Linked DNA regions of Homo sapiens: region 2 is linked to region 1. A link is an interaction called in ENCODE POLR2A ChIA-PET data of the cell type or tissue named here. Cell type or tissue: endothelial cell of umbilical vein. All regions are shown on one strand. Each heading gives the region's core, and the rest is flanking DNA. Links, peaks and the distances in the headings are about the cores only. Region 1 has its middle 45 kb from the start of PODXL. Region 2 overlaps MKLN1 (muskelin 1).

Evidence for each region. Peaks named below come from ENCODE experiments on the same cell type or tissue, not always from the same donor. Only the 100,000 strongest peaks of a DNase experiment are listed, where the experiment ranks them.
Region 2: POLR2A ChIA-PET joins it to region 1 with 10 read pairs; 4 of 35 experiments call an interaction of 5 or more read pairs at or near these places.

Annotation. Positions count from the first base shown.
Region 1 is chr7:131,596,818-131,606,048 of GRCh38, forward strand. No RefSeq gene overlaps it. Among named protein-coding and RNA genes, the nearest start is that of PODXL, 45 kb to the left of the region's middle. RefSeq lists enhancers at 7,833-8,686, 8,687-9,231. In endothelial cell of umbilical vein, for the core only: no CTCF peak of the experiment used is centred there; a DNase peak (open chromatin) is centred at 3,924; H3K27me3 peaks cover 415 bases.
Region 2 is chr7:131,492,665-131,501,895 of GRCh38, forward strand. MKLN1 (muskelin 1) reads left to right here. Exons shown (of 18, transcript NM_013255.5): 18 at 1-3,968. It overlaps PODXL (podocalyxin like), which reads right to left. Exons shown (of 9, transcript NM_001018111.3): 9 at 7,607-9,231. Among named protein-coding and RNA genes, the nearest start is that of PODXL, 59 kb to the right of the region's middle. In endothelial cell of umbilical vein, for the core only: no CTCF peak of the experiment used is centred there; no DNase peak of the experiment used is centred there.

The sequences.
Region 1 (9,231 bases), core at 682-8,681:
TGCTCTGTCACCCAGGCTGAGTGCAGTGCAATCATGGCTCACTGCAGCCTTGACCTCCTGGGCTCAAGCAATCCTCTCACTTCAGCCTGTCGAGTAGCTGGACGACAGGTGAGTGCCACCACGCCCGGCTAATTTTGTATCTTCTGTAGAGATGGAGTCTCACTATGTTGCCCAGGCTGGGCACTGGCAACATGTTACATCCAGTTTTGAGCTGGGACACACACTGTGTATGGTACCTGTGAGCCCATGTGATACAGATGGAAAAGGAGCTGTGGGATCTTCACTTTGGAAAGAATGAGCCCCGTGACACCATTCTCCCCTCTTACTCAGTGTCCTTGGTGGTCTCAGGTCTGGGGCAGCTGCCGAGGGTCAGATGCATAGGCCAGCCAGCAGGCCCACATCCCCAGAGTGTGAGCTTCTCTGCACAGGCCCATCTTCATGATTTCCCCACTCTGTGGCCTTAGGACCGTTACTTTGTGACTTCTCAGAGTAATAAAGCAGCTTTCTTTTTTTTTTTTTTTTTTTTGAGACGGTGTCTCACACTGTTGCCCAGCCTGGATGGAGTGCAGTGGCGCGATCTCGGCTCACTGCAACCTCCACCTCCCGGGTTCACACAATTCTCCTGCCTCAGCCTCCCGAGTAGCTGGGATTACAGGCTCATACCACCTTACCCAGCTAATTTTTTGTATTTTTAGTAGAGATGGGGTTTCACTATGTTGGCCAGGCTGGTCTCGAACTTCTGACCTCGTGATCCGCCCGCCTCAGCCTCCCAAAGTGCTGGGATTATAGGCTTGAGCCACTGCTCCCGGCCTAAAGCAGCTTTCTTTAAGAATTTATTTATTTTTTTGGGCCGGGCGCAGTGACTCATGCCTGTAATCCCAGCACTTTGGGAGGCCGAGGCGGGCGGACCACGAGGTCAGGAGATCGAGAGCATCCTGGGTAACACTGTGAAACCCCGTCTCTACTAAAAATAAAAAAAAAAATTAGCCGGGCGAGGTGGCGGGCGCCTGTAGTCCCAGTTACTCCGAAGGCTGAGGCAGGAGAATGGCGTGAACCCAGGAGGCGGAGCTCGCAGTGAGCCGAGATCATGCTGATGCACTCCAGCCTGGGTGACAGAGCGAGACTCCATCTCAAAAAAAAAAAAAAAAAGAATTTATTTATTTTTTTGAGACAGGGTCTCACTCTGTCACCTAGGCTGGAGTGCATTGGTGTGATCATAGCTCACTGCAGCCTCAAACTCCTGGGCTCAAGCAATCCTCCCACCTCAGCCTCCTGAATAGCTGGGATTACAGGCTGAGCTGCCATGCCCAGCTAAAGGGGCTTTCTTGTATGTAAAATATTAAAATGCTTCTCTGCCTCTGCTTTCACAAGAAAATGCATGTAAAATTGCTTTAAGAGAGGAAAGTATCTATTAGTTTGTTAGGATTGCCAGAACAAAGAACTGTAAGCTGGGTGGCTTCAAAGAACAGAAATTTATTGTCCCACAGTTTTGGAGGCCAGAAGTCTGAAACTGAGGTGTTGGCAGGGTTGGTTCCTTCTTGGGAAATCTGAGAGAGAATCTGTTCCATTCCTGTCTCCTAGTTTCTGGCAGCTGTCATCAATCCCTGACATTCCTTTGCTGTTTGGCTGTGACACTGTCACTCAGTCTCTGCCCCCATCATCACATGGCATTCTCCCTGTGTGTCTGTGTCCAAATCTCTTGCTTCTTCTTTTTTTTTTTTTTTTGAGACGGAGTCTCACTCTGTTGCCCAGGCTGGTGTGCAGTGGCGTGATCTCGGCTCACTGCAACCTCCACCTCCTAGGTTCAAGAGATTCTCCTGCCTCAGCCTCTTGAGTAGCTGGGATTACAGGCATGTGCCACCATGCCTGGCTAATTTTTTGTATTTTTAGTAGAGATGGGGCTTCACCATGTTAACCAGGGTGGTCTCAATCTCCTGACCTCGTGATCTGCCCGCCTCGGCCTCCCAAAGTGCTGGGACTACAGGTGTGAGCCACCACGCCCAGCTCTCTTGCTTCTTATAAGGACATCAGTTATTGGATGATGTCCACCGTAATGATCTGATTACATCCACAAAGATCCTATTTCCAAATAAAGTCACATTTGCAGGTCCCAGGGGTTAGGGCTTGAACATATCTTTTGCAGGGGGCACAATTCAACCCATGTCATCTTCATCATCAGCACCATCTTTCTCATCATCATCACAGAAAATCAATGTTAAAAAACACACCAAGGCCAGGTGCAGTGGCTCACGCCTGTAATCCCAGCACTTTGGGAGGCCGAGGTGGACTGATCACTTGAGGTCAGGAGTTCGAGACTAGCCTGGCCAACATGGTGAAACCCTGTCTCTATTAAAAATACAAAAATTGGCCAGATGTGGTGGCTCACGCCTGTAATCCCAGCATTTTGGGATGCCGAGGCAGGTGGATCACCTGAGGTCAGGAGTTCAAGAGCAGCCTGGCCAACATGGTGAAAACCCGTCTCAAGTAAAAATTACAAAAAAATTAGCTGGGAGTGGTGATGGGCACCTGTAATCCCAGCTACTTCAGGAGGCTGAGGCAGGAGAATCGCTGGAACCCATGAGGTGGAGGTTGCAGTGAGCTGAGATCACGCCACTGTACTCCAGCCTGGGTAACAAGAGTGAAACTCCATCTCAAAAAAAAAAATTAGTTGGGCATGTTGGCGTGAGCCTATAATCCCAGCTACTCCAGAGGCTGAGGTGGGATAACTGGTTGAACCCAGGAGGTGAAGGTTGCAGTGAGCTGAGATTGTGCCACTGCACTCCAGTCTGGGTGATAGCTGATAGAGTGAGACCTGTCTCAACACACACACACACACACACACACACACACACACACACACACACACACACCCGAAAACTGCATTATCAGTCAGCAAACCGAATCTGCTTGGTTTTATGTGGAGTTGCCGCCTTGCTTTAGTAGTCCACTTTGACTCTAGAAAGGTGGTGATAGATTTGCAGGATCCGCCCAGGTGCAGTGGCTCACGTCTGTAATCCCAGCACTTTGGGAGGCCGAGGCAGGCAGATCCCTTGAGGCCAGGAGTTCAAGACCAGTCTGGTCAACATGGCGAAACCCCATCTCTACTAAAAATACAAAAAAGTACCTGGGAGTGGTGGTGCACACATGTAATCCCAGCTACCTGCGTGGTTGAGGCACAAGAATCACTTGAACCTGGGAGGCGGAGGTTGCAGGTAGCAGAGATTGAGCCACTGCACAGCTACCTGGGTGACAGAGCCAGACTGTCTCAAACAAACAAACAAAATGATTTGCAGAATCCTGGGAGAGACAGAGAAAGGGTTCTGATCAGTGCTTCTCCAACTATAGGCATACATTCATCACCTGGGTGTCTTGTCAAAATACAGACCCTGCTTCAGCGTGCTTGGGGTGGCCTGACATTCTGCATTGCTGTCAAGCTGCCAGGGGATGCCTTTGCTGCTGGCCACAGAACACACTCTGAGTAGGGTCTGATGGATTTCTACCATACAGGCCTCTGCCCTGCCTAAGGCCCAAGCACCTTTGAGGAGCCTGGCCACTCACCCTCTTCCTCCCATGACCTTTATGGTAGCAAGAGCCAGCCTAGCAGGTTTCACATGTGTCACTTCTCCCTTAGGTAGTCCCAGCTGTGACATCTTTCCCTACCTAACCCGTCCCCCTGCATAGCGTATGTTCTTCTTAGCCGCCATTAGTATTCCAGTGAGCCCACCTCGTCAACAGTGGGACGTACCAGGGAAGGCGAGAGGAAATTTAGCATAAAGGAGGACTGCAAACACATCAGAACACAAAACACACACATTCAGCCAAAAGACCCCCATTCCTGGACTCCATCCAGACCCGTCCCTTTATTATTTTTGTTCTCTTTCCTCTTTAACTAGATCTTGCCTGAAAACAGCCTGGGCGTTGCTAAGGGAACGCCTTAGAGCCTCCCTGAACACATCATTGTTTAATTCCAGCACAGGCAGCCCAGAGGAATTTGCTATTTGTTTAAGAGATGAAAGCCTCAACATCCACACATTCTTCTCCAGCTTCACTCCCCTTTAACCGTATGGCCCAGCCAGAGTGGAGCACATTGGGTGGAGGGAACTCATGGGACCCAACAAGGTAGCAGGTGCTCTGTGGATGGTCCATGCTATTCAAAGACAAAGAGATCCAGGATTTCTCGACTGGGTACTAGGGGAAGAACTGTCCTCACGCCATGGTATGAGAAGGACATGATGGGAGAGGAAAGCCTCTCAGCCATGTTTACCCCAACCTCAAATCTGTACATGGGGAATTGACCCAAACTTCCCTCAGGGCCTCAGTTACACAGACTGTAATTCAAGGAAGGGTACCAGACACCCCACCGAGCAGCACACCTAACCTGTACGTATAACACATGAAAATAGGCAACAGGCCGGGCACAGCGGCTTGTGCCTGTAATCCCAGCACTTTGGGAGACCAAGGCGGGAGGATCACCTGAGGTCGGGAGTTCGAGACCAGCCTGACCAACGGTGTTTCTCAACCCCGTCTCTACTAAAAATACAAAATTAGCCAGGCATGGTGGTGCATGACTGTAAGCTCAGCTACTTGGGAGGCTGAGGCAGGAGAATCTCTTGAACCTAGGAGGCGGAGGTTGCAGTGAGCCAAGATCACACCATTGCACTCCAGCCTGGGCAACAAGAGCGAAACTCCGTCTCAAAAAAAAAAAAAAAACAAAAACAAAAAAAACAAGAAAAAAAAGAAAATAGCCAACAGGGCTATTGGCTATTGAGGGCTGGCTTCCCAGCGATCCAGGGAAATTCACCCAAGCAGGAAGAGCAGAAATGAGCCAAGTGCTGGCCTTTTGGAGGATGGATGTGATTTGAGGGTTTAGGGGTCAAGGAAGAGCTTTCCCCTTGGCCCTATGAAGGTTTCCTGAAAATCACTGACATGAGGCAGATTAACAGGAGAAAAGACATACACATTTATTTAACATATAGACACACGAGCCCGCAGCTTGAAGACCCCCCTCGCCCAGTGAGGTTCAAAAGCTTGTATTCCAACCTGGCAAAACAGGTTATGGACGGGGGAGAACAGGAATTTTGTTGGGGGGATTACTGGGGAGAATGAATGGATCAGGGAACAGAGATTAACCAGAAATAGTTCTCTTTGACAGCGAAAACGTCTGTTCAGGTGTGGTTACATTCTTGGTCTTACAGAGAGGGAAAGAAGAAACAATTGTCTGGATCTCAGGCACATAAAGGAACTTCAGCTTCTTTGGGAGAGACAGTGGGGGTGGAGGAAAGGTCAGAGAGACCTTGAGGCTTCTACAGTTCGGCATGTCGCCTCGCCATAATTTGGGGTATCAGTTTCTGAGCCCCCAAAATGCAAGAAGGTGTTTCAGGAACCCATCCAGGCACCATTTAACAGGATTTATCAGTAACCCAATGTGTCCTGTGGCACCTGCTAGGTAGGGGTGCAGAGAAGCACTGTGACAGAGCCTGGGGCTGTACAGCCTTGTACCTGCAGCTTCTCATTCTGGGGAGAGGACTGAGCCTCCTCTGCTTTGCGGCCTCATAGCTCCATCCCTCCCGTCCCTGCTTGCCTTCCAGGGCCATTCTCTGCTTTTCTTCCAGGGCCATTCTGCTTCTCTGCCAACCACCACATGGGTCCCCCTGGGCATTGGCTGCAGGAGAACCTGATTGGCTCAGGTAATCACCAGCTCTTGGACACTGGCCAACCAATAGAGCGGCAGCATCCAGGTCAGGTGCCCACCCTTGGTCCAATCAGCTGTGGCCCAACTGCCGTAGGGCCCATGGTGCAGGTGGTGTTTTTAAAGGGGGCTGCAGGTGAGCCAGGTCTTGCGGTGTCAACTACACGAAAAAAGCGACCCTTTCAGAAGAATTCTAATGAGAGAGCCATGTCGTCTACCCGGGACGTGTGATTGAATTTTTGTGGTGCGATGGGGTATGGGATAAAATCTCTCTTGTGTCATCCTGTGGAGACTTGGTGAAAGGCTCATCACCCACACATCCTCCTGGCATTGGACTTGTGTTTTGGAGGGAGTTTGGCTGTGCTGACTCAGGCTTCCCGGGAAGGCACAGGTTTAGAAAAGAGGCTGCTCCTGGGGGCCAAGCCACCACTGGTTACCTACAGAAAAACTTGAAATTTGGCAGTGAATGGAAAGGGAAAGTGGGCTGACTCTATTGGAGTAACAGGAGCATCTGTGTACAGACGCAGAGAGACCTGTGCGGATGGAGAGACAAACACGCCAACACATGCCTAGACAAACAGTGCGGGGCAGAGAGAGAGGCTCTGAGAGCCACAGAGAGCCACATGCAGGGAGATAAGCACAGAGCCAGAGAGATAGAGACTCAGACACAGAGATAAACACTCATATGAAGCAACACACCCAGTGGCACACTCATTCACCCAAGCAAGCAGAGGGCTGTAGGGAGCTTGCAGCTCAAGTGGAGCCAGGCTACTGGAAGTGAACATTGCATTGTCCCTTGATGTGGGAAGCTGAAGCCGTCTACTACAAAAAGGAAAAGGCCATTTTCCCAAAGATCAGGATTTCATTGTAAAGGAGTTGCTGGGCTCATCTCAAGAAAGGAGGGGCTGACACAAGTCAATATAATCCATTTTCAGAGGAAACTGTGTTTTCTAAATTTGAATCAGTATAATCCATTTTATTTCCCTCTCTCTCTTTTTTTTTTTTTTTTTTTTTTTTGAGATGGAGTGTTGCTCTGTCACCCAGGCTGGAGTGCAGTGGCAGGATCTCGGCTCACTGTAACCTCTGCCTCCCGGGTTCAAGCGAATCTCCTGCTTCAGCCTCCCGAGTAGCTGGGACTACAGGCATGTGCCACCACGCCCGGATGATTTTTGTATTTTTAATAGAGACAGGGTCTTGCCATGTTGGCCAGGCTGGTCTCAAACTCCTGACCTCAGCTGATCCACCCATCTCGGCCTCCCAAAGTGCTGGGATTACAGGCGTGAGCCACCGCGCCTGGCCAGTATAATCCATTTTCATAGGAAAATGTGTTTTCTAAATTTGAAAAGCAAAAGCCAAACAAACAAACAAAAAAAGCAATAGAAATACTTTTGGAGAAGTTGCCAAAATGCAGACAAATTCTAAGCATCTGTTTAGGCTGTGGTTCCAGAAGTCAGAAAGGAACCCCCTCAGGGAACACTGGGGCAGCGGCCCTGAGAGGGTTATCTTTACAGTGCTATGACACTGGTCAGAGCCTGGAGAAATGGCCAGTCTAATCAGGGCCCACATTGTACAGAGAGATGGCTATTGTCTGTCTGTGGTTTGCACTGTGTAGCCACCCACAGGAGGGTTGAGCCGCAAAGGAATTGGATACTTACTGTGTTCCAGCCATAGCCAGGCCTCAGGGGCAGGGCCACTACCTGAACAGCTGAAGAAGAAAATGGATGAGTTGTCCTGCAGTAAGATGTGGAGCTCTGGGAGGCTGAGGTGGGAGAATTGCTTGAGCCTGGGAAGTGGAGGCTGCAGTGAGCTAAGATTGTGACACTGCACTCCAGCCTGGGTGACAGAGCAAGAAAAAAAAAAAAAGTGGAGCTCACACTTGAGCCTTAGGCTGCCATGTCTGGAAGGAATCTTAGAAGTTTTCCAGTCCAACCTTTTCCTTTTTTGCTGGAGAAAGCTGAAGCTGAGAGGCTAAGTGATTCCCCTGAGGTCCTGCAGTAAGTTAATGATGCCCTGGCAGATTCATTTACTAAAGGCTGGTGCCCCTCAACCTAGGCCAGCTTTTCCCCTTGGAGGGGGATCAGTTCTGTGGGTGGGGACAAAACCTGATGATAGGTACAAGGATCTCTAAGAGGGGCTGCTGAGAGGGTACTGGAGAACTGTTAAAGAAATATGTGCTCCATTTTCTATAAGATCTCTCCTTTGGGCCCTTGATAAAGACTTTATTTTGGTCACAAAAGGGACAGGGTGGCTCAGGCAACCCCTTTCTCAGTCGTAGAAAAACAATGGAAGGAAGACATAAGTCCTGCAGAGTATAGGTGATCTGGAGTCCCAGAATCAGGAAGACAGTGAGAAGAGACAGTCAAAGGATGGTATTCATGGGCAGCCTCCTAGATTCCCTCCTCCCCCATTTGCTTATGAATCACCGGTTGCTTGTTGATTTGGATGCAAAGTGGCATCTGGTGGGAGAGGGATGAGCAATTCATCTGGGAATGAAATGATAGGGATCTCAGATTGGTAACAGAGATCCTCCTTCACAACTGCAAAAGGCTTGCTGGACAGAGAGGTATGTGGAAATCTGAAATTTCCGGCTGAGGTTAGCTTCTGGCTAACCTCCTGATGGGACTTATCCATGGTGTCCCTGCCTCTTATTCATGTTCCTACACTGAAAACACCATGACTATCACCATTGGTGACCTCACTGCTCCCGGGATGCGAAGTCAGAGGATGCAGCCAAACTCTTCTCCACGTCGGGAGAAGTGCGGCTTCTAAGTTCACGGTGGTTTGCCTGAGGTCCTGCAGAGTCCTCAGAACCCAGGTGTCCTGGCTCGCTGTCACATTCACCCGAGAATCCAGGGAGTCTGGGAGAGCTGCTCTTCCCAGAAAGAGCATCACATTTACATCACTTAGGACCTGGGCCTGGGGCTGGGGCTATAGACTGAAAGGGAAATGCAGTGAAACAAATCTCGTAGGACCCCCTACCCCCTAAATGACTCCACTGGTCATTGAGATGAAAAAGCCTCAGAATTCTTTCAGCTCTCTTCTAGGATCTTCCTTTTGAATGCAAAGGAAGACTGGGAACTCTCCACAGAGTAAAATGTGGGTCTCCATCTCAATGCCCAGAGACAAAAGCCAAAAAATGTGAAGAATTTCCAAAGAGCCTCCTTCAAACGGCATCTCCCCCCACCTCTGGCTGTGCTCCACAGGCGCCGTGGATGGGAATGGCGACTTTCTTCTTTGGGCCCGGCTTGGACAGTTGCCCACTCACTAAAAGCCTGTATGAGGAGAAATGAAATTAGGCATGTCCCCACTCAGCCCATGCACTTGTCTTCATGTAAGAAGATACTTCTGTGATCTGGCTGACTGATGGGCCTTGTGTGTGGTTCTGCCGGTACATGGCAGGGACGTTTGTACCAGGCAGTGCACACTCTTGCACTCCTGTCCCCAGTGGGAGCAGCCCCTGGGAGAGGGGGTTGAGCAGACAAAAGCACCCCACCTACGCCGGGGCAGTGGAAACTTGTTCACTTTCCGGGGACCCTTTAAGA
Region 2 (9,231 bases), core at 908-8,907, 100 kb before region 1:
GTTTGGGGTGCAGTGAGCTATGATTGCGACACTGCACTCCAGCCTGGGCAACAGAGCAAGACCCTGTCTCAAAAAAAAAAAAAAAAAAAGAATGTGAATTTAGCTCCAATTCCAAATGACTAACTCTTAGGCCAGTCATAGCCAATGAAATCATCTGACGGTAGCTTCTGTAGCCCTTAACCTAAGGAGTCATTAGAGGTTATAGTAAATTAGTTTCTCTAGTGGTGCAGAGAGAAATGCCATCGGGGAAATTATCACTGTCTTTTTGGCTAAAGTTTTATATTGTGAACTGGATCCCACTTAACAGCTTAAAAACACAAAAATGAAAGGGTAGTCCTAGTTTATCTTCTTAATTAGAATCATTATTTGGAAATAAGATTTGCAATGTGCTGTCTATCCCCAAACACTGCTGAGCTTGCTGGAAAACAGAATTTAACATGAATGTTGTCTGAAAGCTGTAGGATCAATGGCAAAAAAGGGGAAATGTTTGGTAGGGAATTGGACCAGTTCTAAGGTATCACTTTTAATTATAAAATAATGTCTTCCTTTTTATCTGCTTTTCAGACAGCCTCAGTGAACTATTAAACATTTGTGTGCAAAGTCCTATTTTGCTTATCTAAGGCATTTTGACTTGGAAGTATTAAACTTCAGGAACGAGCTAGAGAAGACAATGAGGGTATGTTAGAGAAGGAAAAATAGGAGCTTTTTGCTTATGGATTTTAGAGGTCCACAAATCGAAAGGAAAAATAAATTTCTTCATTTCTAACCCTAAAATAATTTTGTTAATGAGATGCTGGGAAGAAGACTACCAAAAGGCCTCAAAGCTCATGCTTCTAGAATATTCAGTAATTCTGAATAGTCTTTGGGAAGTAGCATTTCTTGGGAAGTAGCATTTCCCTTCTTCCAAATAACTGTTTGAGATCTTAAAACAGAAAATCCAGTGTTAATGGGCTCTAGATCTTAAACTAGGTGAGCAGCTTCTTACATACAACCAGTTCCTTGTTAAGGATCCAGCAGGAAAACCAGCCATAAAACATTTCAACATGCAGTTTGGGGGCTCCCTTGCTTATTCACTGAGTTTAAGCTCTTGCTGCAACATAGCTCTGTACCATCTGGGATGCTAGCAGTCACAGCAGTTAGCTCAGATATCTGAGCTGTCTGCCACACAAAGCCTGAGGAGATCATCATTCTTCAGTTTCATTCATTACTTAATGAATGCCAAATTAATTGGCAGGAAGAAGAAACACTGTGTGATATACTGAACAAGCCTGTGTGCATGAATAAGGAGCCACTCAAAAAGCCAATTTTGAGCTTTATTTCTCCGTTGTTAACAAATCTCAAGAAAGCCTTTGTTACAGTTTAGCTCATGTCATTTGGTTGGTTTTATTTTCTAGCCCTTTAACATAGGAGGAAAATTGTCATTTCATGTATAACTTGTAACACAGAATTGAACTGATACTAGTTTCCTTGCCTTAAATTAATTATATGTCATCCCAAGGGTCTCTGTTAATTCTGCTTTGCCAAGCAATAATGAGATCTGGGTTTGGCATTAGAAGTATTTCATAATTTTGGTTTTTTATTTAGGTTTCCTCCACATCTGTAAAGTGATTGATTAAATTAGAGGAGGCGTGTAGAATAAATCCCAATCCCATTGCAACTGGCAGAGCTTTATAAATCTTTATAAATTCAGTTACAACAAAGGAGAGGATCCTACACCATTAGAGCCATGCCATCAGGTGTTTGCAAGTGACAGCTGTAGTGTGTTGCCTCAAATAATACCAAGTTATAAATAATACCAAGTAATTATCAACTCACTCCCAAATTTAATAAGATATCAAAGTCCAAAAGGTTACTTAGGAGTAGTCTTCCGTGGGGGAAGATAAATTTATTAAAGAGTCATGTACTGATCTTTTTCTTGGGATTTTTTTTCCTTTCCCAGAAAAAAAAATTATTTTGGTGACTGATCAATTGTAAACAATTTTCTTCCTTACTTACAAATCATCCGTTCAGAAAAATAAAAGTGGACTTCCTTTCCTAAGCATTACAATTAGCCTGGGCAAGAGGTGTTATGATTGTCTTATTCTTTAAGCCGGCTTACTTTTTGGATTTGTGTGAAATGTCTTTTGAAAAGAAAGTAGATAGTATAGTATTAATTAACTACTTTGTATAGTCTTCTGCATAATTTAGAGTTGAAAATAATGTAACATTTTCCTGTGAACAGATTCCTTTATGCGTACATACTTTATAAATATACATACATACACATACACATACATTTTTAAAATGCTCTTTTTAAAGAGATTCTTATCTTGCTCCCACTCCAAAAGCTATGTACAGTTGAGTTATTAGCCTCAGAGGAAGAGTACAGGAAAGCGAAGATGAGGACCTCCTTTTCTTGTGTTGGTCTTGGGAACAAACAGTATTCCGTCTTTCAAATATGGCATATTTCTAAACAGTTTGGGAAAGATGTTAGAATTTTTTAAAAGTCAGCTCTTTTATAAATTGGAAGTACTCAGTAGTCAGAAATTAAGATCCCCTCTGATAGAGATAGATTCTCAAAACCAAAATTGGACTGAAAATTAGATTGAGAAGAAAGATACAACTTCCTCCATAGCCAATAAAATCTGTCTTTCCAAGTCTGCTTATTAATGCTGTGAATCGCTCCTTCTGTTTGTGAAAACATCTCCTGGACTGGAAATGTGGTGCTGTAACCAGCTGAGCCGAAAGTTGGAGAATGTTAAATATCTTATATGGGACTTACGATAAAATGTATTGATGTTAGTGATTGTCAAAATAGGTTTATCATTTAAAAAACTAGGAAATTACTAAGTATAAAGAAGAAAAACCAGTATTAATTAAGTGATGAGACCTGTTCATTTTGTTTTCCCTGACTTATTTCCATTACCAAACATAGTAAAGGCCAGAAAAGATTAAAAAAAAAATTAACACAGCCATTCCATTGTTTTTTACCACATGGAGAAAGGACCAGGCTGGAAGCATATGTCCCCCCACCCTTATTTATATTCCTTTGAGCATTGCCGTTTTCTAGACAGACAATCCGAAAATAATTGTGTTGATAGGTCTGTTTAAGCCTGAACTCTGGGTGTAAAATGTTATCCAGAAGCTATAGGGAGCTGCCTTGCTCAGGTCATTGGAAATTTCAACCCTAAGACTCATTGGAATTTCTAAGTCCGTTATGCACCATTATGGGCATATGGAGCATATTCATACCATGAGGAGGAGTCTTTGTTTATGATGGACTTTTTAATATGGCCATAATTAAACTCACACTCAAAAAGGATGAGCTATTGTCAAAAGCCAAAAGAAAAACAGACAAAATGAACATGAAGCAAGGAGTCCATAAAACAAGAGTTCTTTACCACGTTTAAGCAAATGTCTCTCAAAAAAAATTGTATTTCTGTGCACATTAGCTGAGATTCACACATTTTGCACCTCAGTAGTATTTCAGATGAGACTCAATGTGTGGAGAAAACCGCTAACTTGTTTGGTTCTACTCTTACCCCCTCTTCTGTGGCAATGTGGGGTCAGGGCCGTATCCTAAAGTATCCACATGGTCTTAAATGGAAATCATGGGACTCTGGAAAGCTGGCATGAGCTGGTTGGAGCTTTTAAACAGAAGTGCTTTATGGGTATCAGATCTCTTCTGACATCAATTGTTTCAAATCATTGTTGGGCTCTGTCGTGTTCTGCAATCTTCCCCATTCCCCTCATGATCTCTGGCTTATCTTTTATCCAATCTGTATGGACTTTTTAGGATTTTTTTTTTCTTATAGTACAAATAATTTTCAGATCCCAGCTTTGGTAAATGTGTTAATTCTACTTTGTGAATAAATAAATGAGTGATCTGCTAAAAATGGCAATTGTAGAATTATGTTGTATGTAATGTACATATGGAGAAAGAATGTATTTTGTTCATTTTCTTAATAAAATGTTATATATGGATGCTACAAGATATCTCTTGTATTTGCTCAAACTACTTTTGAAGTGAACTTTTAAAATGTTTTTGTACTTTACAGTTGTGTTTTTTCCCCCAGAAAGGTGAGTTTTATTTAGGCTTCCAAAAGGAAAGTGATACGCTTTCGAAGGGCCTTTGGGTGTTTTCCTTTGAGACGGTGCTCAGATGAACAAGTACCGGCCATGCTCACAAAGTTTCTGCGGGGAGGCTTCCACTTATTTAAAGACCACTGGTAAATTATTTCATGAAATGTTCTTCTATCTACTGTTAATGACCACCCTTATTTTATTTGCTTTGTCCACTTGGACTTATGTTCCTCTTTAAAGGGGATATGCTTGTACAGGCTGGAACTAGAAGGAAAGACTGAACTGAAATGGAAAATTCACTGTAGAAAAGATAGTAAAGGGAGAGAACCTAGAAGTGTTGCAGTTTGGGAAAATTCTGGATCCCTGTCCCCATTAAAGGGGAAAGACACTTTATGGGCCAAATCTTGAAAAAACTAAGCTGAGAAATATGCCAGATAAAAGTCCTGGGTCACTGGGGCCGAGTGGTGGGACTCTTAGTAATGAGATCCCCTCTCTGCCCTTTCCACCTCCTGGTCTGCTTTACATCGTGGCTTTGTGATCATGCATTCTGGAGTGAATTGTCAGCTGATTTTATTCCAAACAGGGATCATGCTTTCTCAGTTTACAAATTGAATAATCCAAACCTTACTGCAGAGCTTTCATTTCTAGGGTGTCCTTTGAGTGTGGCCCTTAAGTAACGTTTCTTTGTGTTCTCAAAACAGGAAAGCATGAGGTGCAGTGATAAGGTAAGGAATCGGCCTTTCCTTGGTCAGTCCTCCAGAGAATTAACTCAAAAGGATCAAAATGCAGGACACTACCCTTGATATATTTGTCACTACCTTCTGGTGGGAAGACAGCAGTAAGTAAAGAAGGCTTGGCCCTAAACACAGATGAGAGCCAGCTGCTCCCAGGTCAAGCACATGTGGAGACTGTACTACAGAGCTTGGAAGTTGCTGCGTTAGGAGCTTCTGCCGCCAAAGGAAGATGACCGAGCATCTAATAGGGAAATGGCTGTGTGCCCATGCTCCTGTAACTTCTCATATAAATGACGACTGCAGAGTCCCTAGAAACGGGGAGGGGGGGGGCGTGGGGGGGGTTATTTTCCCTGTAAATGAAGGCAACATTGGTTTATCACTAACTGTTCAGATTCTGAAGGTATTAATATGACTGGAAAGACCATCTGAGGCTTGTACAGTTCTGGCGTAAGTCAAAATCCTGGTTGATGACATTCCTTCTTTAGCACCACGTATGCTACATCTTCCTTTGCCTTTTACATTCTTAGAGAAAAGGAAGAGGGGACTGGAGACTTGGGCTTTCTGGGGCATAGGGCAGTTGGGGCAGCAGAGGATGATGCCACCATCCTTACTCTACAGCTTCACTATTGTCTTACGGGGACTTTTTTCCTGTGGGCTTTCACCCAGCAAAAGCAGCAGCCGTCAATCATATCCTTGCCAGAGAGATTCTTAATATAGGAGAAACTGTAATAAGGAGAAACTACGTAGAAGTAGCCTGCCTAGCACTACGTTCGTAAGTTTTAATGGTTGGCAAACCCCGAGAGGTGGTTAGGACCCTTGGCGATGTACATAGCAGCATTGTACAGCTGCCCTCTAAACTTGGGACATAGAATGGAGAGTCCAGGAGGAATTGGGAATCCTGGCTTTCATTTCCTGATGACCAATGACTTCTGCATAATATTGCACAACTTCTCTGCCTCATTTCTTCTGTGAAGTAAATACTGGCAGCAGATCTTGTTGGCTAGGATCCTATTGATTTTCTTTTTAGGACAGGGTCTCACTGTGTCATGCAGGCTGGAGTGTAGTGGTGTGATCATAGCTTACTGCAGCCGCCAACTCCTGGGCTCAAGTGATCCTGCCTTAGCATCCTGAGTAGCTAGGACTACAGGCATGTGCCAGCAAAACTGGCTAATTTAAAAAAAAAAAATGTAAAGATGGGATCTGGCTGTGTTGCCCAGGCTGGCCTCGAATTCCTGAGCTCAAGCTATCCTCCCACTTTGACCTCCTAAAGTGCTGGGATTAAAGGCATAAGCCACCATTCCCCACCAAGGTCTTTGAAAGCAATAGATATCTCAGTGTTTATCACTAGTGTTAATTATGTAGCCAGTTCTATTCTTTATTTACTTTTTTCCCTTGTGGTACAGAAGAAATCTGTGATTTGGGAGGGAGCTTATAGGGAAGGTTCTGAGTGACAAATGAGCATAACACATTTAAATTGACAACTGAGCGTGTGTCTTGGTTGGCAGGCAGGGATCAGGGTGAATGACCTACTCAGAAAGAGAATGGGATCTTAGGTCTAACTTGTGGCCCACAATAAGCTGTGGGTCACTCTTAGAACAGTGCACCTCGACCATGGCCAGGGTCCTGTGTGAGTTCCTTGTACTTGGACTCCTTTCTGTATCCTTGGCACCCTCTCGAAGCTAACCTCAAAATTACCCGGGCCCAACTCTAGACCTCTCTTCAGGGTTTAACTGCTTTTCACAACAACTTTCATGGAAGGAAAATCATGTTGTAACAGTAGTTGCATTCTAGAAATGTATTTTGCTGTTGTTGGAACTCTGGCATTAACGTGATACTGAGAAAAGAGTGTAGGACTAAAGAGCAAAAAGAGAATCAAGGCCCATGCTGCCATTTAAATGGTTGTGTGATCAATCTCAAAGAGAATACTTAACTCCTGCATCTAATTTCCCTAGTGGGGACAATTCCTATAAGATAGGTTTGTAAACCTATAGGTTTCCTATAAAATGGTTTGTAAATGGTAAGATGCTAGGCAAGTAGACAAGATTGTTGTCTAGCAACTAAGATTATGGACCAGTTCTACCTGACAGTTTCCCTTCTGCAAGTTTGGAATGATGAAGTTTACCCCTTCCGATGAAGAAGCATGCAGCTGTGGATAATACCACACTAGGAGATGAAGAAAGAATCATCTCCAGTGATTCCTTCCTTAAACCGCTATCTATCTTCACTGCAGACCTGGAGGAGGGATAGGCAGAAGCCTCTTGTGGCAGTAAACAGATCCTTTTATGGCAGAAACAGGGCCAGAACAGAGCTTTGTTTTTACATATATATATATATATATATATATATATATATATATACATACACACACACACACACACACACACACACACATATATATGTATATATATAGTCTCTTTGCCAGTGTTTTCATACCTGATCAATGTTCAGCAGCCCTCTTGGGGATTTCTGATAGTGGTGATTCACAATGTATCTGAGGCAGAAGTAGAGGGAAGGAAGACAGCGAAACATACAACGTCATCTTAGGGGAAAGTGAGGTTCTTTAGAGTCACTAGGATAGCTTGAGTAACATAAAGACTCATAACCACCTTTAGGATCCCCCTTTTTTTTTCTTCCGGTTTCTCTCCTTCTCTTGCCTAATTTCTTTGCCTGCAGAGTTGGACAAGTGTAACTCAGCACGGAGGCTCCTGTGCTACGGGTGTGAGCCGACATTCTCAGGCACTTTGGCGATGAGCCTCATACACAAGTGAAGGCTTTAAGAAGTCCGAGGAAACTACTAGAGCTTGAACCAGTTTACACAAAAACACTTTAATTGACAGTATACAATTTTCCAAAATATATTTTTGTAAGAAAATGCAATAATTATTAACTATAGTTTTTACAAACAAGTTTCTCAGTAAATTCCAGTGTACTTCAGACCCCTGTCCACTAAGACATATATGATCCCCCAGTTCCTGGGCAAACTGTTGAACATTCACTGCAGACAAAAAGACCAACACCAAAGAGTCATCTGTGTCCTCCATGCTGTGTTTGCAGCAGACCTGAGGGATCAGCTAGTGACCGTGACAAAAGCTATGCTACAGTTTTACTCTTGCCCTCTCTGCCTCCCCCATCATGTTTCCTTGGTCCCTCAGTCCTGTTGGAGTAAGTTCCATATATAAAAGCTCATCCAAAACTTTGTTTCTTGGCAGAAAGAAAGAATTGTTCACTTACATCTTAAACCTAAATGATTCAGAGAAAGTGTAGAAGACCAGTTCTTATGTTTGTGTTCATGCCCTCCCTAGCCTTGCTAGGGTAACAACTGGGAAAGGAATTCTGTCCTTTGTGTCATTCTGGCACCTTCGAGTAGCAATTCTTAATTTACCGATTATTCCTTCTGAGGCGCACAGTCTGTGGATCCAGGTTTTAATCTTGTTTCTGTCCTGAACCATGTGATTTTGAGGAAGTCACTTCATCTTTGTGAGCTTCAGATTATCTTTTTCTCTAGAAAAAGATTGGACTAGATCTTGAAATACCTTTCTCCATGACTACAGGGTTGCCTGCCAACCAGAGCATATTGACTCCAACCTTTACTGAAATGGAGCTGTGACTTTGCTGGGGAGGGGGCAGGGTTGCATTTTAAAATTAAAAAAACAAAACAAAACACCTGATCTACAAGACAAATACTTTATCATAAGTTTGTCTTGTTATATTTCATTTTTTGTTTAAAAAAAAAAATCAAGCAAAAACTTGTCATTTCCAGTAAGACATTTACATTCCTGTCCAGAGAAAAAACTTGGCCATCACTCAGCTAACATAATGCTTTTTCAAAGTATGTTCACTTAAAGCAGTGCAGGGTAGGTTAACATGGTCACTGTATTTACATTATCAAAAAAATATGTGTATATGTATCAGTTTGAACTTGTTCTTCAAAGTTTCTCCAGTATATTGTCAAAAAAGATAAAGCTCAAGAAGTGGTTTAAATAAACTTTCTGCTAGCTTTCCTTATCAAGCGGGAAAAAAATCTGGTGCCTAGACTAGATTAAACCCGTATTCTGTCTTACAACGCAAAGAATATTCTGTACCTCCTTCATAAGCTTTGCTGCCTGTCTCCCCACTCTCATGACAGTAGGCTTCCTAGTCATCATACTTGTGGTTTCTGGCCTCCTGTGCAGCTTGGGGAAACCACAGTTTACCACTGAAAGAGCTGATGATAAACTGTCTTTGCTACAACCTGTTTAAGTCATGCTGAGCTTCTAGTGTTCCTCTTACCTCTTCCCAGACCCAATGCTCTCTGAATTATCAGAGAGCATTTAGAACCCAGTAAAGGTGGCAGAAGATGATGACCTTTATAGATGCATGGCTGTTTGGCCTGTTGACATAGGTGTCCTGGTGGCAAGAGCAAGGCAAGGTGTCAGATTCTGAAGCTGTCCTAAGC